Regions from separate parts of the Homo sapiens genome. Here region 1 is linked to region 2. A link is a loop called in an ENCODE intact Hi-C map of the cell type or tissue named here. Cell type or tissue: PC-9. All regions are shown on one strand. Links, peaks and the distances in the headings refer to the core of each region. The heading gives the core; the rest is flanking DNA.

What was found. Peaks named below come from ENCODE experiments on the same cell type or tissue, not always from the same donor. Only the 100,000 strongest peaks of a DNase experiment are listed, where the experiment ranks them.
Region 1: a loop joins it to region 2, with 11 times the contacts of the local background. A loop is called at or near these places in 2 of 110 quality-filtered maps.

The regions. Positions count from the first base shown.
Region 1 is chr4:6,544,912-6,555,559 of GRCh38, reverse strand. It overlaps a transcript of PPP2R2C not described here. Among named protein-coding and RNA genes, the nearest start is that of MAN2B2, 25 kb to the left of the region's middle. RefSeq lists enhancers at 4,830-5,330, 5,331-5,831 and a silencer at 8,822-8,871. In PC-9, for the core only: CTCF peaks have their summits at 6,856 (motif pointing left), 8,507 and 8,708 (motif pointing right); a DNase peak (open chromatin) is centred at 6,859.
Region 2 is chr4:6,683,467-6,698,785 of GRCh38, reverse strand. LINC02481 (long intergenic non-protein coding RNA 2481) reads left to right here and starts at 8,267. Exons shown (of 3, transcript NR_147207.1): 1 at 8,267-8,487; 2 at 9,327-9,477; 3 at 9,890-11,338. It overlaps S100P (S100 calcium binding protein P), which reads right to left and starts at 4,908. Exons shown (of 2, transcript NM_005980.3): 1 at 4,716-4,908; 2 at 1,616-1,893. The coding sequence starts at 4,853. The coding sequence ends at 1,744. RefSeq lists enhancers at 1,940-2,702, 3,905-4,640, 9,249-9,996, 8,998-10,197, 14,099-14,600 and 3 more. In PC-9, for the core only: CTCF peaks have their summits at 8,313, 8,525 and 10,425; DNase peaks (open chromatin) are centred at 8,665, 9,045, 9,655 and 10,615; H3K4me3 peaks cover 1,488 bases; H3K27ac peaks cover 4,186 bases.

The DNA.
Region 1 (10,648 bases), core at 2,649-10,648, 140 kb after region 2:
ACCGGCCTCCAGACAACACACAGCAGGTGGGGCCTTGTCCTGTATGCCTTAGATCAGCGGCTGACTGTTTTGTGACTGTCACCTGCACAGCCACATACACAGGTTTGAGGACCAGTGGATGGAGTTAGGAGGAGCCCTTCACTGGCTTATAATCACTAGGGTGTCAAATAATTTATCATCCAAAGTGGGGTACCTTAGAGAATGAAAGGGTGTGTTATGAATGATTGCACAGGGCAGCCCCAGACGTGGCCACTGTGTTAGTGTGTTGGGGCTGTGTGGTGGTCTGAATGTTCCCATCTCTCCAGTAGTCCTGTGCTGAAATCTACCCACCAACAGAGTATTGAGGGTGGGGCTTTGGGAGGTGATTAGGTCAAGAGGTCAAGAGGGTGGAGCCCTTATAAAAGAGGCCGAGGCAGATATCTACCATGTGAGGACGCAGTGAGAAGGCGCCATCCTTGAAGCACAGAGCCCTTGTCAGACACTGAATCGAATCTGCTGGCATCTTGATCTTGGACTTCTCAGCCTCCAGAATTGTGAGCAATTTCTTTTTCTTTTCTTTTCTCTTCTCTTCTCTTCTCTTTTCTTTCTTTCTCTTTCTTTCTTTCTTTCTTTCTTTCTTTCTTTCTTTCCTTCCTTCCTTCCTTCCTTCCTTCCTTCCTTCCTTCCTTCCTTTCTTTTTCTTTTTCTTTTTTTTTTTTTTGAGATGGAGTCTCACTCTGTCACCCAGGCTGGAGTGCAGTGGCATGATCTTGGCTCACTGCAATCTCTGCTTCCTGGGTTCAAGCGATTCTCGTGCCTCAGCTTCCTCAGTAGCTGGGATTACAGGTGTGCACCACCAGGCCTGGCTGATTTTTGTATTTTTAGTAAAGACAGGGTTTCACCATGCTGGCCAGGCTGGTCTTGAACTCCTGACCTCAAGTACTCTGCCTGCCTTGGCCTCCCAAAGTGCTGGGATTGCAGGTGTGAGCCACTGTGCCCGGCCAGTGAGCAATCAATTTCTGTTATTCATAAACTACTCAGTCTAAGGTATCTTGTTGTAGCCGTCTACAGACTGAGGCTGCCTTAACAAAGCACTACACACAGAGTGGCTTGAAGAAAGGAAATTGATTGTCTCATGGTTCTGGCAGCCAGCAGTCTGGGACGAAGACGATAGCTGGGTCAGTTTCTATGGAGGAATTAGAGGGGGAATCTGTCCTGTACCCCTCTCCCAGCTTATTGTGATTTGCTGTCCATCTTTGGCATTCTTTGGCTTGTAGATGGTGTCACCGTGGTGTCTGCCTTTCTCCCTGTGCCTGTCTGTCTCTGTGTCCAAATTTCCTCTTTGATGAGGGCACCCGTCATTTTGGATTGGGGGTAAACCCTACTCCAGCATGGCCTCATTTTAACTAATGACATCTGCAGTGACCCTATTTCCAAATAAGGTCACATGCTGAGGTATTGTGGGTTTGGACTTCAATGTGAATTTTTTGTGGGGAGAGCACACAGTTCAACCCATAGCAGTCACCCCCTGATAACCCCTTGAACTAATTTTGCTTCTAGTTCATTAGGCGTGGTGTGTTTGGGGGTCCTGGTGCCCCAAGAAGGAAGGCTTCCATCAGGGAGCAGGGCCACAGTCTGTGAAAGTGGACACTGGGACCGAGGCCATTTGGACTCCTGCTGCTGCTGGGTGGCCTGGTAGAGAAGGGGGCACTGGGATGAGGGGTGACTGCTCCTAGCTACCAAGGATAAATGAGGTCACTTCTTGGTGGTATCTGGGGCCCAGAGGATCCACGGGGATGCTTCTTAGCACTGACATCTGATAAAAAAGGTCTACTGAGCATGGCAGCCCTGAACATAGAGATGGGAGCATGACAGACCCAGATCATGGGTGAAAACTTGGGTCGTTCCCCCAGGTGAAGAACCAGGTGCTCTGGCACAGGCAAGGTGCCTATCGGTGGGTGGAGGAAGAAGGACTCGCTGCTGATTGGCCCTTTTTCCCCTGCCCTCATCTCTCCTGGCCACCTTGAATGAAGGCTACCTGTGGTGGACAGTGTGGTGCTGTAGGCTCAAGGCAGGCATCTGAAGTGGCGTCTCCCTCAATGATACCGTTGCTGGTGGGACCCCGTGCCTTACTGTGTTGGGCTGAGAGTTTCTTCCCGGATAGGGGGACGAGGATGTTTGCTGAGTGGCCACAGTGGACTGCGCTGGATTTCTCCACTTGACCCGTAGATCTATTTTTCACCTCTCTGTCCAGTGTGGTGCCCTGGAGGCTGCATCACCTGTGGTCCCTGCCCTAAGGCTCCCGTGGAGTTTGGCCAGTGGGAGGCACCAGTCAGAGCTTGCAGGGCAGGAGGGAGAGGGGGAACACTCCCCGTTCTTCTCCCTGCGGTGGCGCTGCAATCCTAGGGTCGGCTGTGCTCTCCATGGTCACAGCTTGTGCCAGTGGATCCTGTCTCATGGTCCCAGTTCTCTTCCCCTGCACCTTTCAGCCCAGGGAGTAACAGCCTCCTGTCCTTGCCCTTAGTCCCTATGTGCCCCAAATGCTTCCTTGGTCACTTCCTGTAGGTCACCTCTTTGTTTACTTCTCTTCTGTTGAACTATCTGGGGTGAATTCTGCCTCCAGTGAGACCCCAACATCTATGGAGGCCATTGGAACTGGGGCATGTGTGTGGCCATTCATCCTGAAACTGGCTCTTGCCTCTGCTACTCACATGACATCAGGCAATGGCCCCACCTTCCTGAGCCTTATTGTCAAATTAGGACAATAAAGTCCACTTTTGCAGGATGTTTGTGAGTGTAGTGGAAAGAATAATGCCCCCCAAAGATGTCCACATTCTAATCCCCAGACCTGTGAATTTGTTACCTTACATGGCAAAAGGAAGTTTGCAGATGAGATTAAGTTAAGGCTCTTGAGTTGGGGAGGTTGACCTGGATTATCTGGGTAGGCCCAATGTCATCACAGGGGTCCTTATAAGAGGGAGGTAGGAGGGTCAGAATCAGAGAAGGAGATGGGATGACACAAGCAGAGGAGAGAAAGAGGAAGAGAGGGAGAAGAGAAGAGAGGGAGAAAGAAAGAGGAGAGAAAGAGGAAGAGAGGGAGAGAGATTTGAAGATGCTGAGCTGATGGTTTTGAAGATGGAGGGAGGGGTCATGAGCCAAGGAATGCGGACACCTCCAGAAGCTCGAAGATCAAGGAAACGGATCCTCCCCTGGGGCCTCCAGCAGGAACCAGCCCTGCCCACACCTTGACTTTAGCCCAGTGAGGCTGATTTCAGACTTCTGACCTCCAGAACAGTTAGAGAATAAGCTTCTGTTTTTCTAAGCCACTATGGTTGTGGAAATGTGTTACAGCAGCCATAGGGAACTTACACAATGAGAACAAATGAAAAAATTGCAGGGAGACTGCCTGCATTTCAGAGCAGGTGCCATGGAAATGATTACTGCATTTGGGAACAGTGGGCTCAGGTCTCCCCTTGTGGCAAAAGTGGACCTGTAGGCTCAGATGTGTAGCACACACAGCACCTGCTGTCTTTGCTGGTCCTTTGCTGCCACTTGTCTCATCTTCACTCACATCATCTTTTCCTTCCACTTCCAAAGTCTCTCCACTTTCTCTCCAGTTATCTGTGGCTTCCTAACAAATGATCCCATGATGTGCCAGCTGAGAATGGCCATTTCATTGTGTTTCATGGTTTTAAGAGCCAGGAGCTGAGGAAGGGCTCAGCTGGGTGATTCTTCTGCTGCATGTTGCCTACACCGAGGTCGCTTGTTGGTGTTCAGCTGGAGGATGGACTGGGCTGGGTGGCCCACAGTGGCTTCCCTGTAATTTATGGTGCCTTGGTGGGGACAGCAGGGGCTGAGCTCAGCTGGGACTGTCACCTGAGCCCTGACATGTGGCTTGTCCAGCATGGCAGCCCAGGGTGGTGGGACTCCTTCCATGGTGCTCAAGTTTCCTGGTGCAATGTCCAGGGAACAAGATGGCAGTTGTGTGGCCTTTGATGCCCAGCTTTTGGTGTCCCAGAGCTTCATTTCTGCTAGGCTCTTGGTTGAGTGGGTCACAGGCCCACCAGACTCAAGAGGAGGAGGCATAGACCTCATCTCTTGATGGGGGGACTTGTGGCCATACCACAACACTTTACCTCTAGTTTTATTTTCTCCTTTTCCAGCTGGGAGTTTCAGTTACTTTTCTCCCACTGGACTCCTATTGGCTTTGTTCTCCATGCCACGTGTTTGTTCATTCATTCTACAAATATCACCTGAGCACCCACTGCAGGCTGTGGTCTGTGCTGGAAACCCAGAGAGCACATTAGGAGCATGTGACATACATGAGCACTCGTGACTTGCCAGGGGCTTTCTAAGTGCCTTCTGAGGCCAAGTAGCCTCCAATCCCCCTGGAAGGCAGGTATGTTTCTTATCCCCAGCTTACACATGTGGATACTGCAGCACAAAAGGGGAAGAGGCTCACCTGTGGCTGCTGAGCTAACCTGTGGGAGAGTGGGCTTTGAGCTCGGGCAACCTAACTGGAGAGGCTTGTGCATAACCACCAGGCTCCATGGCCCCGGAGGCGAGGAAGGTATGGCAATTGACCTCCAGGAGGACTCTCTTTCTAGAGAGAGACCAAAACAAAAGTGTTGCTCTAGCTGGGCACTGTGGCTCATGCCTGTAACCCCAGCACTTTGGGATGCTGAGGTGGGAGGATCACTTGAGGTGAGTAATTCAAGATCAGCCTGGGCAACAGTGAGCCCTTATCTCTATAAAATATTAAAGAAAATTAGCTGGGCATGGTGGCCTGCACCTGTAGTCCCAGCTACTTAGGAGGCTAAGGCAGAAGTATCCATTGAGCTCAGGAATTTGAGGCTGCAGTGAGCTGTGATAGTGCCAGATGTGGAGCTGTACTCCAGCCTGGGGAACAAACAAGCAAGACTCCATCTCTAAATAAAAAAGAGTGTCCCCCTAAGATGCTCTGCGAAATATTGTAGACTGGTTGCCCTGGAGCCTCATGCAGGGAGTGAGGAGGGGCCAGGTCTGTCTGTGCTTCCCAGAGTAGAAGATATTAAGCTAGAAGAATGAGGGGAAAGCATTCCCGGCAGAGGAAACAGCACGTGTTTCGGGTTGGCGTTGTAGGAGTGCATGGCTTGTTAGTGAAGGGTGAAGTTCTGTGCAGCTGGGCGTAGCCTTCCCGGGAGGAAGCAGTGAGAGCTGAGGCTGCAGAGGGTAGTGGGGGTGTCTTGGCAAGGGTCTCATGTGCTGGCCTGAGGGCACTGTGGGGAGGGGGCAGACTTGGTAACTGGGCTGGGGGCTGATTGTGTCTGTGCTTTGGGATGTGCCGGCTGGTGGCTGTGAGGAGGGGAACAGGAAGCTTGGAGGTGGAGAAGGTGGGTTGTCATCCATCTCATTCCACCAGTGGGGGACGGGGAGGCTCAGAGAGGCTGAGTGACTCACTCAAGGTCATGCAGGCAGTGAGCATGGAGGTGAGACTGGGGCCCAGGCCCGTGGGATGAGCCATTGGCTGTCCCCCTACCCCGCTGTGACCTCAGCTGCACCTCGTGCTGCGGTGACAAGGTGACAGGTTAAAAATAAAGCACTGTGGTGCTGCCAGACCTTTATTGGCACAGGGTGAGGGCTGGTTATGTCACTTTAAAGAAATACTTCTCTGCAAGCATCAGTTGAGCATGTTTCTCCCCAGATATTCACCTGGGAACTGAGTCTCGAGAAATAACGTTCGTTACAGCTGCTGTCCCATAAGGACTGTCAGGGCAGGCTCAATAGTGGCCACCACTGAATAAGTGCCTACTGTGTGCCAGGCCCTACGTGGGAAAGTAGCTCATACCTTAAAGCTCATCCGTGGGCTCCAGCTACTGCCCGTGCTGCAGGTGCCTCCCGTTATCCTCCCTAGGGATGAGGAGGGGTTACGTGAGGTCACACAGCCAGCAGGTGTCATCAGAGCCCACTGCTCTCAGGGCTGCAAACCTGTGGCCACTCTACAGGAGCAGGAAGGAGCCGGTGTTATCAGTCTGGCTCTGCAGGTGGAGAAGTGGAGGGTCGTGCCCAGGAAGGCACAGGTGAGGGGCATTTCACTCCTGAGGGCCTCACCTTCTGTGATTCTGCCTGGGACTCCCTTCCCTGTATCTTTGTCATTATTCAGGTCCCAGCTGAAAAGTCACCTCCTCCGGGAGGCCTCCCCGGACCACCCTCCATCTGGAGTTGTCTGTCACTGGATCCAGGTGCAAAGCTCTGGAATGAAATGAGCCTGGCGTGTTCTGTGGCAGCAAGGAGGCTGGTGTGGCCAAAGCAGAGAGTGGGAAGGGTGGGGGTGGAGGTGGAAAAACGACGTGGTCCAATTTCCATTTTTACAGCGTCAGTCTGCCTGCTGTATGGGGCATGGACTTTGTGGGGGGCAAAGTGAGAACCAGGGGATGACTTTGGAGGCTACTGCAGTGTAGGAGTGAGCAATGATGGTGGCTTAGACCAGTGGCTTAGCTCCAGAGGTCTGGACAGGATTAACCAATTTATTCAACAGATATTTACCAGACACCTTGCACGTGGGAGGAACTGAGCCAATGGGGGATCTGTCAGTGAAGGGACAAACACATAAACATTCAAGAGCATGTTGGGGTGACAGTACTGCTAAGAGGGAAGGCGGGGAGAGGGCTGCCAAGGGACGGGCACTGTTCATTTAGGGAGGTGGGCAGAAGGAGGTGCGAGGCTCAGATCCCCCTTCAAGAAAGACTTTGCTGTCCAGCCTCAGGGCAGGCAGTCGCTTGACTGCCTCTGGATTTTGGCATCTTCAGGATCTGCCTCTCCCACTGAACCAAGGCTGTTCTTTCTGGCAGCCCTCAGCCAATGACTGCCCCCTGGAGGGATTTCTAGGGCCTGCCCATTTCTGCACACACCAGGACTCTGGCAGGCAGCCTTTGCCCTGGAGCTTGCTGTCGGTTGGCTGAGAGGGTCAGTCACACTTGCATGGCTGTCGGGAAGCTCTACCTGCCCACACTGGCTCTTCTACCTTTTACCTTTAACAAGTGTGACCTCCCAATAAACCTCTTCACTCCTAACTGACTCAGCATCCAAATACAGGGCTGTTTTCAGGAGTCGCTGTGCTGTCTTTGCATCCACAGATGTCACGCACAAGGGTTCCAGGCGCTCTGCACCCTCATCAGCCCTTGTGTCTGTGCTTTGGGATGTGCCGGCTGGTGGCTGTGAGGATGGGAGCAGGAAGCTTGGAGGTGGAGAAGGTGGGTTGTCATCCATCTCATTCCACCAGTGGGGGACCGGGAGGCTCAGAGAGGCTGAGTGTTAGCCATCCTAACAGGTGTGGTTGTGCCCCATTATGACTTCTTCTTCTTCTTCTTCTTCTTTTTCTTTTAAGACAGAGTCTCACTCTGTTGCCCCGGCTGGAGTGCAGTGGCATGATCTTGGCTCACTGCAGCCCCTGCCTCCCGGGTTCAAGCAGTTCTCCTGCCTCAGCCTCCGGAGTAGCTGGGATTACAGGTGCCCACCACCATGCCTGGTTAATTTTTGTATTTTTAATAGAGATGGGGTTTCACCACGTTGGCCAGGCTGGTCTCGAACTCCTGACCTCAAGTGATCTGCCTGCCTTGGCCTCCCAAAGTGCTGGGATTACAGGTGTGAGCTACCGTGCCTGGCCCCATTATGATTTTAATTTGTAATTCCCCCATGGTTAAAAATGTTGAGCATCTTTTTATGTGCTTATCTGAGACTTTTAAAAGTCTCATGGTTTTAGGCTTCACATGTAGGTGTGTGATCTGTTTTGAACCAATTTTTCTCTGAGATGAGAGGCCTGTGTCCCGTTGCGTTTTTGCATATGGATGTCCGGTTGTTTCAGCACCACTAGCTGAAAGATCACCCTTTGCACCTGCCCCAGGCCCATTGCAGACGCTGGGTCCTTTATCCTGTAGGAGGTCCTGCCTTCTGGGTGTATCTATGGCTTCCCTGTGGTGTCCCTGGGCACTTCTCTCCTGCCCCTCTATTTTCATAATCAGAAATCCGCAGAGCGTTTATTAGATTGAGCCTCAGGCCTGTTTTTCTTGGCAGGAATGCTTGGTTATTGGTGAGGTGGGCTTCCCAGTGCATCCCGCCAGAAGGCACCCAGTGTCCAGTGTTCCCACGGGTACTGGAGCACAGGGTGACCAGTGAGGTCGAGGGCGAGAATCTGCTATTTCCTTGGTTAGCTTCCTTATCATACCTTCTTATGGTTTCACCGAGACACTCAGGAAAGTTAGATTAGGGACTCTACTAGATGATTCCAAGAAGCTATTGTTGCTTTGTTAGGTGTGATAATGGCATTTTGGTTATGTAAGGAAGTGCCCATATTTTTAGAGATGCATGCTGAAGTGTAAGGGCGTGATTTTACTTTAAAATCTCCAGTGAAGAAAAAATAGGCAAGAGAAAAAAAAGGGAGAGATGAAGCAAGTGTGGCAAAATCTTGATAATCGCCGAATCTGAGTGACTGCATGTTTTGAAGATGAGTAAATGTTTTCAGAGGCCGAGGTCTGGCTTGCACAAGTTTCCCCCAAATGCTCCCCCAACCCCAGGTTATCAGGTGAATGTGAGCCGCTGGGAGCATTTAGAGGCTGTCTGCTACCTGTGCTTGGGGGCCGTTAGCTGTTGCTCTTCTTCCCGTCTCTCTTTCCTCCCCTCTTTCCTTTTCTCCCCTCTTCCATCTTTTGTCCCCACCCTTTTCCAAAGATTCCGGGCTGACCCTCGGCAGAGCCCCCGCTTCACGGCCTGCCCTTTTTCATAAGGACCACCAGAGGGCGCCATGATTTAAGTCTGTCGCTGTTCTTGGTGCTGAAATTCTGACAGCGGGTGGAGCACATGATGGGCCCGGGAGCTCCTGAGGGCTTCAGCCCTGTTTTCTGTTCCTTTGAAAACGAACACACCTTTGGGTCTAAGAAATATACTGTTTTATATTCCCAATATGTGGTCCCCAACCTTTGCATCCCTGAGGTTGGAAAGAGAAGGGACGGCTGAGATGCTTAGTGAAGGGTGCAGGCCTGAGAAGGCTTTGTCAGAATCTACCACTCACCAGCTGTGTGGCCCTGGGCTAGTCATTGCACATCCCTGAGCCTTGATTTTTTCTCATCTGTTAAGTGGGAATGATAACCACAGCTCCTTTAAGAAGTTATTGTGAGGATTAATGAGATGCTGCAGATTTTAGTAATCTCAAGATACTATTATTCCTATTGCTATGACCACTACTAATACTTTTTTTAAAGCACATGCTGTGTGTCAACGGCCCCTCCAGTGCACCCCCTCCCAGGTGTGAAGTCAGGAGATGTGATGTCCAACTCAACCCTGCCTTGCCCGTGATCACCGGTTTGACTCTGGCTGTACTGCAGCCACACTTGAAACCTTTTGCCTTCCTCTTATGGAAGATCCTGACCATAAACCTGACCTTGCAGAGTTCCCATGGATATGTCTCCAAAGCTCTGAATACAGTGGCCAGTGCACCATTGATGCTAAGTCAGCGACAGCTGCTATTATCGTTCTCAGGGCCCTTCTCGTTTAGCCACGTGTTGATTCTGTGCTTTGTGGGTCCCAATAACTCCATCTCTCCATGCTTCTCTGGAAACTGCCCCACGCAACCCCCCCACCCCCCACCCAGGGAACTGTGGTGCTGGGGCATTGCCTTCCATAGCTTTCTACCTCTATTCCCACAACCCTTTGTAGCTAAATCAACAGTAGATGTTGGTCAGCGAAATACTGATTTTGCTACAATATCTTGCTTGAATCCATGTGATGGCCCTAAGAGAGAAGCAAACGTTGCCTTACTGTGTTTACCTTACAGCTGAAGAAACTGAGGCCCTGAAGAATGAAACTGCCCACCCGAGGTGCCCCAGCTAACAAGAGTCAGGCAGGGAATTGGGGATTCTTAGAAAAAGAGGGTTGCTCAGAGATTCTATAGGAGAAACTGATGTCAGAGAGGTGCAGCCACTGGTTCAGAATGGCTGAGTGCATTCATGTCTGAGCTGGGATGGGAACCAGGCCCCCTGACCTTGTCCCAGAGCCTCTTCCTTGGTGTCTGGTTCTCTGCCTTGAGCCTCATGGGTATCATGGAAAAGAGACTTATGTAAAAGAAACATGCCTGGCTTTATGACACCTGAGACTTAAGACAGTAATTTTTGGTGATTAGTCTTCTGGCATACCTGGTCCCTCATGGCCTGCACCTTTTAGGCATTTGATTTTGTACTCACTTGTGACTCTAAAGCACCTTGTTAGTGGAGGTAAATTAACTTATTGATTTTGAGCTCCACTGCTACTATGATAAATTATAACACGATTTCAGTCATTTTGTTGTTTACTTAGGCAGTTGTTGAAATACTGGTGCGTTGGTAGAACTTCTGAAATGAATTTTTAACAAATCCCTAAAAACTATGTGAGCTTTTCCAAAATGTCTGGAGGAGGCAATAGGCCTGACTTTTTCATTAATAACGTATCTCCTGGTGCTGGTATGGTGAGGGTGAGCCCGGGAGAGCCCCAGGCTGTGGGGACCCCTTTGAGAACCGGCCTGGCATTAGGCAGCAGGCACTGGAAAAAGTCGTCATCCTTCCTGACACTGCATTTACACTCTTGGGGATTTATCCTGAGGAAATTATAAAAAAAAATTTAAGAAATCTCCTTCTGCCTAAATTCACTGAAGAATTATTTG
Region 2 (15,319 bases), core at 6,440-14,439:
AGACTCCGTCTCAAAAAAAAAAAAAAGATTGCAGTGAGCCACGATAGCACCACTGCATTCCAGACTGGGTGACAGGGCAAGGCCGTCTCTCAAAGGAAAAAAGAAACAAAGATTTCCATTCTGGCAGTCCACCCCTTTTGTTTCCCCCATTATTAACTTTACTTCTCCCTCATTATTAGTTTTTACTTTATTTAAATGTGTGTATCTGCTCCCATCTAACCTAACACGACTCTCTCTCTAGCAAAAATATTTGCAATCTGCAGTCCCTTCCCCAAAGAGGGATCCACCCAAGCCTCGTATTGTTGTGTCCACCTCCAAGTTCAGGATCTTTTGGTGATAGATCTTCTCTAGTGAAAATGTCTTCAAACATAGCAAGAGGCTTTAAATACTGGGTATCCAAAAAATGATAGGGGTCCTAAAACCAGATCCAGTTACCTACCTATCATCCAAGACCTCGCTTGAGTCCTTTTGGGTGCTCCCAACATTAGTGTCGTAAAACTAAATACAGGTGATGTGAGCAGTTGTTCACTGATGATTCTAATGCTCTCTTGGAATTCATTGTTTCTCTGTTATGGTGTTTCATAGTCTTTGTGGCAAAAATAGCATTGCATCATTAAAAGTATGTTACTGTCTGGGCGTGGTGGCTGAAGCCTGTAATCCCAGCACTTTGGGAGGCCGAGGTGGGTGGATCACGAGCTCAGGAGATCGAGACCATCCTGGCTAACACGGTGAAACCCTGTCTCTACTAAAAATACAAAAAATTAGCCGGGCGTGGTGGTGGGCACCTGTAGTCCCAGCTACTCAGGAGGTTGAGGCAGGAGAATGGCGTGAACCTGGGAGGCGGAGCTGGCAGTGAGCCAAGATCGCACCATTGCACTCCAGCCTGGGCAACACAGTGAGACTCCGTCTCAAAAAAAAAAAAAAAGAAAAAAAGATATGTTACTTTGCGAGGCGCAGTGGCTCACACCTGTAATCCCAGCACTTTGGGAGGTTGAGGTGGGCAGATCACCTGAAATCAGGAGTTCGAGACCAGCCTGGCCAACATGGTGACACCCCGTCTCTACTAAAAATACAAAAAGTAGCCAGGTGTGGTTTTGCGGGTGCCTGCAGTCCCAGGTACTCGGGAGGCTGAGGCAGGAGAATCACTTGAACCCAAGAGGCGGAGGTTGCAGTGAGCTGAGATGGCGCCATTGCATTCCAGCCTGGGTGACAAGAGCGAGACTCCGTCTCAAAAATAAATAAATATTAGAAGTATGTTACTTGAAGAAAACATGCTGTTTGGAGAGATGGAGGGGCCCAGGTTCAATGAGTGGCTACGTGACCGACTAAATGAATTACGAAGTAGATGAATAAATACATGGATGTGTGTACCCGAGCCTCCCTTGGGTCCAGGACATGGTGGCATTCACACGGCCAAAGGTGGGACTGTGTCTCAGTGGGCACTCAGAAGATGGCCAACAAATGGATTTTTATCGACTGCCTTGTCTTCTTCATCTGTCTCACCACTGCAGGCAGGCAATGAGTAATGAAATGACAAGTTTAATTAGTGAATTCTGTTTTGTGGGGAGAGGACACTGAGGTTTTAAGGAAATAACCAGTTTCTCTGAGACCAGGATCATTTCATAAGCATTTATTAATCAGAGGTACATGAGCAGGCTCAGCCTAGGGGAATAATTGCCAACAAACACTTTTGGGAAGCCTGGGACCATGGCTCTGCCAGGAATCTGTGACATCTCCAGGGCATCATTTGAGTCCTGCCTTCTCAAAGTACTTGTGACAGGCAGACGTGATTGCAGCCACGAACACTATGAACTCACTGAAGTCCACCTGGGCATCTCCATTGGCGTCCAGGTCCTTGAGCAATTTATCCACGGCATCCTTGTCTTTTCCACTCTAGAGGAGAGAGAGGCTCAAGGTCAGCAGTGAGGGTGCCTGTGCAGGGCCTCAGCCTCCACCAAGCACTGCTGCTGGGCAGGAGCAGGGCACCCACATCTGCGTCACCTTTGCTGTCAGGGCCAGGGCCAGCTGTGCATAGCAGACACATGGCATTCCTGGCCTTAAGAACTTGTGAGCTGCCTTCAGCTATCTGGCATGACATGAACTAACTTGTAATGTTTTTAGAGCGAATTGGAATTGTGCTCTGCGAGAGGGAGTTTCATTTTGAGTTTTTGCCGGGGGTTGTCTTTGGATTTGTAAAGTGCTTTACAGTGATGGTTGTTCTCAGGAAATGCATCCAGTCTTTGCTCTATTTTTTGTGCACTGCTAACTTCATGGGCCTCCCATCTCGTGCTGGCACTGAACTAGCTGCTTACACAAACAGGAACTCCTCAACACCACCAGACACGGCAGAGGCATCGCCCTGTTACAGATGAAGATGATAAGGCCCAGAGGGCCCAAGGGACCTGCCCTGAAGTCACACAGGGAGCCGGGGAAAGCCAGGGTTGAGCCCCAGGTGTGGAGCGAGCATGGAGCAAGCACCCTGAGCCCTGTTCTTCCTCTCTGCTTGGGTCCCAAGCTCTCAGGTCTTCTTTGAGAAGGCCAGGCCGGCAGGGCTCTCAGAGCCTGCCCATGTGATAGCAAAGCGTTCTCACTGTGGGACCAAGCGGGACCAGGATGCAGATCTGAACAGCAGCAGCAGGGTGTGCTGATGACCCAGCCCTGGGCCAGAGAGCTGTGTGTCCAGGTGGAAAGAAACACAATTAAAATTGGTAGAAACATATCATCTGACCAAGACACAACTGTGTGCATGAAGACCTTAGTGACAGCATGGTTTGCAATAGCAAAAGTAAGGCAGGGAAGTACAAATTCAATAGCAAACAAATAGTGGTATGGCCATGTCACAATACCCTGCGGCCATTTCAAGTGATGTTTACAAAGTTTGTAGGCAGACAGTCACCTCGTATTTACAAAGCTCCGACTGTGCGGGGCGCTGGGTTGGGCACGGAGCAGATAGGGCCAGAAGGCCAGCCCAGCCCAGCCCTGCCCTCAGGCGGACATTGTTCTCTGACTCCGGCTTTGCTGGGCTTCAGCAGCCTCCGGAGGGAGGGCTGAGAAGGGCACCCAGGGCCTCCCCGAGGTGATTCTAATGTAACACATTAGCTGGACCCCCAGCTTTGCCATTGCTTCTCAAAGTGTGTTCCCAGGACACCTGTGCCTGCCCCTCCCCACACCCCAGTATCTTGGATCAAAGTCCTCATGGGTTCAATTCTCATACTTTGATCATTATCAGAACACCCCGAGCCCCAAGCCCAAGTTCCCAGGATGGGGCTGGGGTGTTTAATGAACATCAGAGTTTGAGAATTTATGTTGTAATGTTAAGCTCAAAAAGAAATTACATTGCATGTAAATCTCACTCACAGCAATGTTCATATGGGGAAAAGGCTGGAAGGGAGAGGAAGCGTCTGTATTCCAGGGGGGATTTCTTCCCTCCATATTTATCTATTTTTACATTTTCTACCAAAAACAGAACTTTATTTTTAAAAGATATCTTTACAGAATTCACATTTAGAAAATAGAACTAGGCCAGGTGTCGGGGCTCACGCCTGTAATCACAGCACTTTGAGATGTCGAGGCTGACGCATTGCCTGAGCACAGGAGTTTGAGACCAGCCTGGGCAACATGGTGAGACCTTGTCTCTAAAAAAAATACAAAAATTAACCGGGTATGGTGACATGCACCTGTAGTCCCAGCTACTCGGTAGGCTGAGGTGGGAGGATCACCTGAGCCCAGGGAGGTCGAGGCTGCAGTGAGCCGTGATCCTGCCACTGCACTCCAGCCTGGGTGACAGAGTGACATCTTGTCTCAAAAAAAAAAAAAAAGAAAAGAAAAGAAAATAGAAGCAATATTCTGAAGTGTTTCATGTCTTTGAAGTGATTCTAGGGCTGAAAATTTCAGGCTTTCATTTTTGATTATCAGCATCTATGTGGGTTAGCCCCTTAGCAGGTAGGCAGAGTCTGGTGGGGCCCGAAGGGGAGGGGAAGGAAGGAAGAAAGTGGGGGAGTGAGAAAGAAGGAGAGGACAGGGGTCAAAGGGAAGGGGAAATGGAGAGGGTACGGCTTCTGTTCAGCCCAGCCGGAGGCTGCCCCGGGCGGAAGGAAGCTGGTCCTGGCCGCCCTGAGGGGCCTTCTGTGAGGCTCAGGCCGGTGGCTCCTCCCTGGCAGGGAGCCCAAGGGAGGTCCACAGCTCTGCGCAGACAGGTGCCAGGATGGAGCCTCCTCCCGTCCTTCCTGCCAGACCCACTAATACCAGGCAACAAGGGGCCTGGGAATGGGAGCAGGGAAAGCGGGCAAGTGGGAGGCAGAGCTGGGGCGTTTATGGCCGGCAGCCTTGGAGGACAGCCCCGAGGGCTCAAGGGCTTGGCAAGCTTGGCAAACTTGCAAATGGCAGCCCTGGATTGCATTCCGCCCCTGCCCCCACTGCACAGGTTTGAGTCCCACTCTCCCACCAGGCCTGTCACAAATACACTGGGGTCAACCCCATGTTTCAAGGATCAAGCTGACCACACCCTCTCCCTGCTCAGATGCTCCCGCCTCCCCTGCCTTTATGCCAGGGTGGGTCCGTTCCTTGGCTGGGCTTCCAGGGCATTTCAGGATCTGTCCCTCTTGCCTCTGAGCCCCTTGACCGCCGACCCCACCGCAGCTCTCAGCCCTCTGCCTGCCACGCCTTCCCCTTCTTCCCCAGCCCCCGCTGAGTCCAGCACTGCCGGCCTGGCTCACCTGCAGGAAGCCTGGTAGCTCCTTCTCCATCAGCACCTTGAGCTCCCCCTTGGTCAGGGTCTGCGTGCTGCCCTCGCTGCCCGAATATCGGGAAAAGACGTCTATGATCATGCCCATGGCTGTCTCTAGTTCCGTCATGGTGCTAGATTCAGACCCACCTTCCTCCTGGGGGCTGGCAGGGCCGAGAAAATGTCCCACTGGCAGCCTCTTGGTGCTTTATAAGGCAGCCTCATATTGACACAGAGGGTGGGACAGTGGGGTTGGGACATTCAGGAAGTCCTGCCCCTCCCCATTCATGTGCTCAGTTCTGATGAAATGCATCGTTGTGATGACGTTTCTGGAACCTTTCCCCCAGCCAAGGCCCAGGGTGTGGGCTGCCTCCAGGCATCCACATTTTACAGTGTTCACCTGTGTCTCGGCGCCATCACTGAGCCACAGTGGCATCCTCATTCCTGGCCCTCCCTGGGTAAGTGGGCACGGGGTGAGTGTGTGTGGAGTGAGTGGTGACTCCGTGGCCCTTTGTGTCAATATCAGAGCGTGCTGGCACCCAGCGTGCTGACACGAGGAGACATCTGAGAGTGAATTCACATGGGCGTGTTTGTGAACATGGATCTGCCCCATCGTCCCTTTCTTAGAGCACTCTGTGTCCTTCAGAGGCCCAGCTTCCACGTCAATCTCGCTCGCTCCTCCCCTGTGGGGCCAAACAGAAAACTCCCCTTCATCCTCTGGGAGTTTGCTGAAAATCAACGGGCAGAAGGCAGATGAATAGGAGAAGAGCATAACAGATGTATTTGATCATAGCTTATGTGGCACGGCAGCCTTCAAGATGAAGATCCAAAGATCTGGTGGAAACTATCCATAAACACAGTTCAGCGAAGTATGGAAATATGATTGGATACAAAAGTAAGGCTGGATGCTCACAGACCAAGAGGAGAGCCTGGTAGGGCCTGTTGAGTCAGATTCCCTGGGGCCTCTCTGAGCAGCTCTCCTTCCTTCTAGGTGTGGGGCAGGACTCTTTCTGGAATGGAGCTCTTATGACCTACAGTCAAATAAAGCAGGCCAGAGGGTTTCTTTAGGCTGGTTTCTACACAGAAAGGGGAGGGAGTGGAGAACTGGAGTCATATTTCTGGGTTTTATGGCAGGGTTTGGGGAAGCCTCTCAGAGGAGGAGGAGCTGGAGACAGGAGGGTGGGAGCAGGACAGAGAAACTTTTGTTTCTGAGGCTTCCACGTTGGGGTGTTGTTTTTTGAGCCCCGGCACTTACCAAACCCAAATCACCCACAGGGCTTAGACGGCACAAAGGCTCCTGGGACTCTGGGCAGAGTCAGGGACAGTCACACCCCTCCCCGTCTCTATAGCGGAGGTACTCAGAGGGTCTGTGCTTGGGAGGCTGAGCGAGTCCTGGAGAGCATGGAGGTAGGGGCCTGTGTTCACATCCTGCCCCGGTCAAAGTAGGCCCACACTCAAAGGCCTCTCTCTCAGCAGAGATCTTCCAGAGTGTCAGCCTCCAGCAAGTTCCCTAACCTCTCCCAACACAGCCTCCACCAGCACATGGGCCGAGACTCTCCCCACGGGGCTGTGGCTCAACATAGAAAAACCTTGGTGCACGATGGCAGCAGCAGGTCTCACAAGAGCCGGCTTTCTCAGAACACACTGCCTCTGCCCAGGTGTCCTGCAGTGGAGGCTCAGACTGGCCCCACTGGTGACCCCTTGGGGAGCAGGGACAGGTCCATTCTGCTCACTCCTGAGCTGGGCAGTTCCCTCTTGGGATAAGGTCGCACAGCACAGGCCACCATCATACCACCCCAGCCAGAGAAGTGGGAGAGAGAAGGAGGCTCCCTACCCCAGAGGCAGTGCTCCTCAGGAAGGGCATTCACTGCGTTATATAGATATATATATACACACACACACACACACATATATATACACATATATACACATATATGTATACACACATATATACACACACACATATATACACACACACATATGTATATACACACACATATATATATAGATATACACACACATATATTTTTTGTTTGTTTGTTTGTTTGTTTGCGATGGAGTCTCACTCTGTTGCCCAGGCTGGAGTGCAGTGGTGTGATCTCGGCTCACTGCAACTTCCACTTCCCGGTTTCAAGTGATTCTCCAGCCTCAGCCTCCCGAGTAGCTGGGACTACAGGCATGTACCACCACACCAGGCTAATTTTTTGGGGGTTTCACCATGTTGGCCAGTCCGGTCATCACTTTGTTTTAAAATTTTTATTTATTTATTTATTTTTATTTATTTTTTGAGACGGAGTCTCGCTCTATCACCCAGGCTGGAGTGCAGTGGCACGATCTTGGCTCACTGCAACCCCTGCCTCCTGGTTCAAGTGATTCTCCTGCTTCAGCCTCCTGAGTAGCTGGGATTATAGGCATGCACCACCTTGTCTAGCTAATTTTTGTATTTTTAGTAAAGATGGGGTTTTACCATGTTGGCCAGGCTGGTCTTGAACTCCTAACCTCAAGTGATCTGCCCACCTCGGCCTCCCAAAGTGCTGGAATTACAGGCATGAGCCACCGTGCCTGGCCCCATTTATTTACTTTTAGAGACAGTGTCTTGCTTTCTCACCCAGGGTGGAGTGCAGTGGCTCAATCACAGCTCACTATAGCCTCCAACTCCTGGGCTTAAGTGATCCTCTCACCTCAGCCTCTCCAGTAGCTGGGACTACAGGGGCGCTCCACCATGCCCGACTATTCACTTTAATCTTTCACCGCTGTGGGAGGAAGGATCAGGACATCCATCGGGTGGAAACTGCTGCACTCCCCCACCCGTTCAGGCCACTGGAGTGTCACCAAACCACCAGGGCTGCCCCTGCTGGAGTAGCTCACCTGGGTAACTCTGAGGACAAGCCCCCTTGGAGACTCTTCTCAGGAGGGAGGTGGCATTTTCCAAGAAAGGGTTCAACACAGACCTCTGAGTCAGAGGACCAGTTAAAGAGAAAATTATTCTGACTTTATTCAGGAATGTTGCTGTAGGGGTCGTGATTATTGCCATGCGGGGAGTTGCCCTTGAGGCAGCTGGGAGTGGCTCACGCCTGTAATCCCAGCACTTTGGGAGGCCAAGGCAGGTGGATCACTTCAGATCAGGAGTTCGAGACCAGCCTGGCCAACATGCAAAACCCTGTCTCTACTAAAAGTACAAAAATTAGCCAGGCATGGTGGCGCGTGCCTGTAATCCCAGCTACTCGGGAGGCTGAGGCAGGAGAATCGTTTAAGCCTGGGAGGTGGAGGTTGCAGTGAGCTGAGATCGCACCACTGCACTCCATCCTGGGCGACAGCCAGACTCTGTCTCAAAAAAAAAAAAAAAAAAAGAGGCCAGATGAAGAGCTCGAACCACGAGCTTCTACATGTTAACCAGGGTAAAGAGCAACCGCTGACAGGAAGGGGCCCAGCAGTCAACCCCCGGGAAGGCCAGGATGTGGCCTTGTTTCGGCAAGGCCGCCCTATCACCACGGAGATGGGCAGGCAGGAGACATCCCCAGTCAGTCGGGCCCAGGTGGGGATCAGGAGGTTTCAGGAAAACACAAGCTATGCAGTGGGGCAGGTGAGGCTTGGCCTGCCCAGCCTGTCCTGAGTGTCATGGGAACAGCTCTGGAAGTGACTCCTCTGTCCTCTGGAATCTGGATCAGATGGGGCCTTCTCCAGACATCTGTGCTCAGCAGATGCGACAGACGGCCCCTCGAGTGTAGCCCAGGATCCAGCACCGGCCCAAGCAGGTGGGAGCTGTAAGTTGATCCAAGCTCTCCAGTCCCTGTGCTGGGCTGGGGGATGCACGATGAACGAGGCTGGGATCCTGGTGTCAGGGAGTACCAGCCACAGAGGGCGCCATGTGCATGGAGGAGGTGGCAAGGAAGAGGTGACTGGGAAGGGGAGAAGCAGAGAGGCCAGGAGGAGGGCGGGGCCTGTGCTGGGGGGTGGAGGAACTCATGCCCGGGAAGGGCATGGGGAGAGTGAAGTGGGAGTGGAGTGGGAGGCAGGCTTGGAGGAGTCGGTGCCTTGGGATGTGGGACAGTGAGGAACAAGGCACAAACAACCAGTCAGTGCTCTGGGGAATCAAGAAGTTGGGATGGGCAGCGGGGGTCCAGGGTGGAGATGGGCTGGAGGGGGAGGAGGGCACCAACCAGGGAAGGCCCCTCAGGGGCTTGATCCTGTAGTTCTGGGCCTCGCAGAGCCAGCCACACGTCCGAGCTCCTAGGTGATTTTAAGAACTAGCTCTTGCTGGGCCGCACCCAGGCAGAGCTGCCCGTTCAGTGGCTGGGCTGGCCCAGCACCTCCCAGGTGATCCTGTTGTGCCAGGTCAATGGTCTGGAGAGTTATCAGCCACAAGAGGCACCGTCAGGTTTGCCCTTTTGAGGCCCACATGGCCGCTGGTGTGAGACGCGGATGTGCACGGTGAGGCAGTGAGGGGCTGCAGGGTGAGGAGCCCCCAGCCATGTGCGGTTCAGGGTCCCCGCAGCACTCGCCCAAGGACACTGGGAGCTGGCGGAGGCCTGGGCAGGAGCAGGAAACTGAAGGAGGAGGAGGGGCCTCACTCATCACCTGATGAGATCTCCACACTTTGCAGAAGGGGAAACCGAGGCTCACAGCGAGGAACTTGGTCAACAAGCCCAGGCCCCTCCACCCTGCCCGCGTTTCCTGCACTGCACTGGATCAAACCGGTTTGATCCTTGATAATGCCTCCGACAAATATTTGATGAGGGAGGAGGCTGAGAGAGGTGAGGAAATCAGTTTCTCAGGGACAGGCTGGACACAGGGGTCATGCACCGGGTAGCTGTGAGGGCAGGGGTGGCGTCTCACCTCAGGGACACAGCTCCTGGGGAGGGCGGCAGAGACCCTGACAGTCTCGCCTCGCAGGCGTCTTTCTCCAGGCTAGAAACCAATGACTCATCTCTCAGGCTCTCTAGCAAACAGCGGGGCCCACACACCACAGTTGTGGTCGAATGTTTCCCTGAGGGCTACGGAGCCTGGTCTTGCCGAATACAAAGAGGAGGCTCTCAGCCGTCTGCTTTCTTCCTGCAGGAATCCTGGGCGTGATCTCCCTCGGCTACGTGCAGCCACGTGGAGACGCTGTGGGGATTCTTGTTGCTGGTGACTGAGTATTCCCAACCGGTAGTATTTGTTTTTTAGGGGCTGTGGAACAAATCACCACAAACTGGAGGGCCGAAAACACCAGCAATGGGCTCCCTCTTGGTTCTGGAGCCGAGAAGGCAGAAATGAAGGCGTCATCAGGGTTGCTCCTTCTGGGGCCTCAGAGCAGGACTCTGTTCCCTGCCCGTCCCCAGCTCCGGTGGTTGGCGGCCTTCCTCCGCCTGTGGCCCTGCACTCCAATCGCTGCCTCTGTTGTCACTTGGCCCCCCATGTGCCTCTGTGTCTCAGAAGGACACAAGTCATATTGAATTAAGGACCCTCCCTACCCCAGCATGACCCCGTTTTAACTTAGAACTTTCACAATGATCTGATTTGCAAAGAAGGCTGGATTCTGAGGTCCTGGGAAGGACATGAATTTTGGGGGATGCTGTTCACCTCAGTACACCGGTGCAGAGTTCGGTGACACCGCCAAGTTGCTTGACGGTGAGCAGCCTGGCATTGTAGAAAGGCAGAGGTTGACTTTAGTTTGGTCCCTGGCTTTGTCCTTTATTTGTTCTGTGACACCTTGGACAAGTTTTGTGACCCGAGTGTCAGTTTCCTAGGAACCAGTGACAATGATCAGAGATAGGGGGACTCAAGGGTAAGTAAAGTGCAGGATGAACTGCAGCGGAGCGTGTGAGGTGCCTGGCAGGTGTCGGCCACCCAGTGGCGCTCGAAGCACCTGCTGCTCCCTCCTTCCTCGCTCCCAGCTGCCTTCTCTGCTGGGAGCTCTTTGGAGAGGAGCTGTGTGACTGGTTCATCCTGTCCCTCGAGGAGCTACCAGTTCAGTCAAGGACATTGAGAAGCAGCGGATGGTGACAGTGCAGTGTGACAGTGGTGTGCTGTGGGAGCCCCATGGAGCGGCTACCCAGGCAGGAACGTCAGGGAGGCTTCCTGGAGGAGGTGGTGCTTCAGATGAGACTTGAAGGAGCAGAAGGTGTTTGCTAGACAAAGGGGCTTGCTTGGATGAATGGTCTTCAGAGCGTGGTCCCAGTAAGGAAGGAGACCACTACTACTCTTGCTGCCCTCCTCCCCCGACCTTGCCTAGTTTACAAGACAGGAGGAAAGAGAGAAAGCAAAAAGTTAGAAAAAAAAAAAAAAAAAACAGAAGTAAGATAAATAGCCAGAAGACCTTGGCACCACCACCTGGCCCTGGTAGTTAAAAAAAGTAATAATAATAATATCGACCCCTGACTTAAACTACTTGTATTATCTGTAAATTCCAGACATTGTAGGAAAAAGCATTGCAAAATTTTCTGTTCTGTTAGCTGATTCATGTAGCCCCCAGTCACGTTCCCCATGCTTGTTCGATTTATCATGACCCTTTCACGTGGGCCCCTTAGAGGTGTAAGCCCTTAAAAGGGCCAAGAATTTCTTTTTCCGGGAGCTCGGCTCTTAAGACGCAAGTCTGCTGATGCTCCCGGCTGAATAAACCTCTTCCTTCTTTAATCCAGTGTCTGAGGAGTTTTGTCTGTGGCTCCTCCTGCTACACCAGAACAGCAGGGCCGGCATCCCCTGAGCTAGAACAACCCTGAGGCAGGGCATCCACTGCAGGGAAGGCTGGGAGAGGGGCCAGAGAAACCTGTCAGGGGATTCTGATGTGTGCTCCGGTCTCAGGACATTCTCACAGGGGCGACAGGGACTGGAGCTGGGACAGAGTGTGGCACATCTGGAGAGATTGCAGCAGGGGCAGAAGCTGTGGGATAGGGAAGCAGCTCCATGTGGCGGGAGTCAGGGGGATGTGGATGGTGGGGGACAGAGAGCGGGATGAGGAATTTAGATATTTCCTAAAGCTGGAAGTCTGTGATTCTGCACCCCTGTGAGCTGCTGTAGAGTGGCTTTGGTGATGGACATGAAATATTAAACGCTGGCAAAGTGCCTGAACAGAAAGAAAAAGCCCACCTTCTCAAAGGAGATGCAGCAGGTTGCATAGTGTCTTCCAACCACCTTTTTTGGGCCAGGGTTCCATGTTCCACAGCCCCCCAGATCTGCGGGTCCCCACTACTCCTGCCTTCTCACTCAAGGCCTTCCTCAAGGCCACACCATCATCTCTGTTGAGTTGATTTCTTTTGTGAGTCAAGACTTCCAGGTGACAGAGTACCAGAAAACCCCTGACAATCTGGGGAGACTGGGTCCAAGTCCAGGACTGCCTGTGGTGGAGAGCACTCTGCTTTGAAGCATAGGGGACTCAGAGCACCTTCCTGCATGTGCTGACCCAGGCCTGGCAGATGCCCATCTAACATGCTAATGTCCTTCAGGCCAATGCAGTGGCTCGTGCCTGTAATCCCAACACTCTGGGAGGCTGAGGCAGGAGGATGGCTTGAGCCCAGGAGATCAAGACCAGCCTGGGCAACATAGCAAGACCCCATCTCTACAAAAAAATTAAAACCAAAAAGGCTTCAAATGTCTTTCCTCATCAGATCCCTCTGGCATGGACATGAATTCCTCCCTGTGACCTTCATTTTAAGTAGAAGCACAGGGACATCTCAAGTGTCCCGGTGGTGGCAGGAACGGGGCCCCCTGCCTGTGAGCACAGGGCTGGCTGGTGCAGGGTACTGGCCTCAGGTGAGCAGCCTGCCCAGCCCCTGGGTCACTGACTTCCTGAGTGACTCTGGGGCCCTTTCCTTCCTCTAGGGCCACTTTCTTCATCTGTAAAACAAGGGATTCAGATGAGATCACCTCCAGGACTCTGAACCCACAGAGCCCACATTCTCACACCAAGGTGCCCAGATTCCTAGGCGTGCACAGTGCATGCTGGGCACATTAGAACACCAGGGGTTTTAAAACATTTCTATTTAGACTAAGAAACTCACATGGGGAGAAATCAGGAGCCCTGTGAAAACACGGGGTCTCCATCTCCCAGACCCATCCAGCCAGTTCCTGGAGAGACAGTTCTTCCCACCCCCGAGTGGCCATGTGCACTGGGGGTCCTGACCCAGGCGAGGCAGTCTCCATAGTCAGCTCCCCTGTCTGGGTCTTGGGTGCCCACAAAGGGAAGGCCTGTTGGAGAACCTGGAGGAGGAGGAGTTGAGAGGAGGAGGGAGAGAGGCTGGGCACTGCAGCCTGTGGAAGTCCTGTTAAGTCTGCAGTCGGCACACCCCACATTTGCCGCTTCTGCCCTCGCAGCGAGTCTCCCAGTGCTGCCAAGGTCAACACCCTGGGGTGGGGGTGCAGGCTGAGGCCTGGAGCAGAGGATGGGGTCCAAGTCTGGCTCAGCCATGTGCTGGCTGGGGACCTCTCTAAGCCCAGTTTTCTCATCTGTAAAATGGATGGGGTGCACATGCTCCTACCCCAAGGATTGTTGTGAGGATGGGCAGTGCCCATCCGGCAGTTGCTCATTGGCAGCTGAATGGTGAATGTTATCTGTCCACTTGGATAGGCTATTGGCCCTGTTGTTTGTTCAAACTCTCATCTAGATGCCGCTGTGAAGATATTTTTGGGTGTCATTAGTATTTAACTAGTGGACTTTGAATAAAACAGATGACCTTCCATAGTGTGGGTAGGCCTCGTCCAATCCGTTGAAACTGAGGTTTCCAGAAGGAATTCTGCCTCGAGAGCACAATACAGAAAGCCTGACTCAGTTTCCAGCCTGCACCGTGTGGACTCAAGCCTGAGATATCAGCTATTCCCTGAGTCTCAGGCCTGCCAGCCTGCCCTAAGAGTTTGGACTTACCAGTCCCCACAATCACACGAGCCAATCGCTTAAAACTCAATCAATCAATCAGTGTTAAAATAAGTTACCAATGTTCAAAAATAAGGTTTCACACACACACACACACACAAGAGGATTCCTAACATGGAAATCAGATGATGTGACCACACTGGGCATCCGTTCCTGCCAGAGCGGGACAGTCAAGCCCCCCGCTCCCCTCACCTGAGGTTGGGCTGCCCCAGGCATGTGAGTTTTTCCAAGCTCCTTTCTGGCTCTGGGTTCAGTTTAGCAAACGCTTGGTTGGAAACACTCTCGCTAGGTGCTGGGGATACCGGGGAGAGTGTGGTCCCTGCCCTGGAGGAGGTGCTGTGGCATCCTGGTGGGGACCAACCCGCCAGCCCACGGTGCAGGCAAGAGAGGTCAGGCGGGGAGGAGTAGGGCGAAGCCTGGGGGTGTGCAAGCCCCCTGCCTCCTCCTTCCCTTGGGAAGACCGCAGAGCCACAGCCTGGCCATCCTGTTCACGGGAAAGCTGGGTTGGAGAAGCTAGCTTGGGTCTGGGACCAGAAGAGGACTCATGGGTCCTACTCCTGGAATTGGTCTATGAGGTGCAGCCACTCCCAGCCCTGCCAGCTCAGGAAAGGGGGGCCGTTTCTCCAAATCTCAGCCCCCTCAGGTGCCCACTGTCTCCTGAAGTGGCGGGAGAGCAGGGGAGTCTCTTGTCCTTGTGAGGAGAGCAGCGGTTTGTTCTGGAACCGGGGGCCTTAAGGGGAGCCCGCAGAGAGCGACGCTGGCATCTGCCTCATGGGGAGCTGTGAAGACCCTGAATAAAGTGCACGAGACATTTTCCCTCAGCCAGCAACTGTGATCGCGACACTGTGGCGCTTGTCCTGGAGGTGTGCGGATGGGGACTGCTGCTGAGCACTCTGGCCCGGCCCCTCTTTCTTTAGATGGACTCCTGGAAATGAGACTAAAGTTGAAGCACCTGAATGCTTACATGTTTTACCTCTAACGTTTATTTTAAAAAATTTGTGGCCAGGCACAGTGGCTCACGCCTGTAATCCTAGCATTTTGGGAGGTCGAGGTGGGCAGATCACCTGAGGTCAGGAGTTCGAGGTGACCTCCTCGAACATGGTGAGACCCCGTCTCTTCTAAAAATACAAAAATTAGCCAGGCGTGGTGGCAGGCGCCTGTAATCCCAGCTACTTGGGAGGCTGAGGCAGGAGAATCGCTTGAGCCCGGGAGTTGGAGGTTGCAGTGAGCAGAGATTGTGCCACTGCACTCCAGCCTGGGTAACAGAGCGAGACTCTGTCTCAAAAAAAAAAAAATTGTATAACACTACTTTTTAAATTTTTTAGAGACAGAGTCTCATTCTGCTGCCCAGGCTGGAGTGCAGTGGCATGATAGCTCACTGCAGCCTCGAACTCCTGGGCTCAAGCCATCCTCTTGCTTCAGCCTCCTGAGTAGTGGGGACTAATTTTTTAAAAATTCTTTTTGTAGAGACGGGGCCTTGCTATGTTACCCAGGCTGGTCTTGGACTCCTGGGCTCAAGCAAGCCTCCCAAATCACTGGGATTACAGGCATGAACCACCACACCTGGCTTAATATTACTTTTATTAGTTTTTTAAACACTATGAAGTATAAATAACAAAAAAACGGAGCTTAATCTTGCTACTCAGATATATTTTGTTGATATTAGCAACTAAATAAAGAGGGTCTCAAGCAGGTTTAGAAAATTTAAGCGAGATTAGAAGGGCACCTGATGAAACGGAAAACCCTCA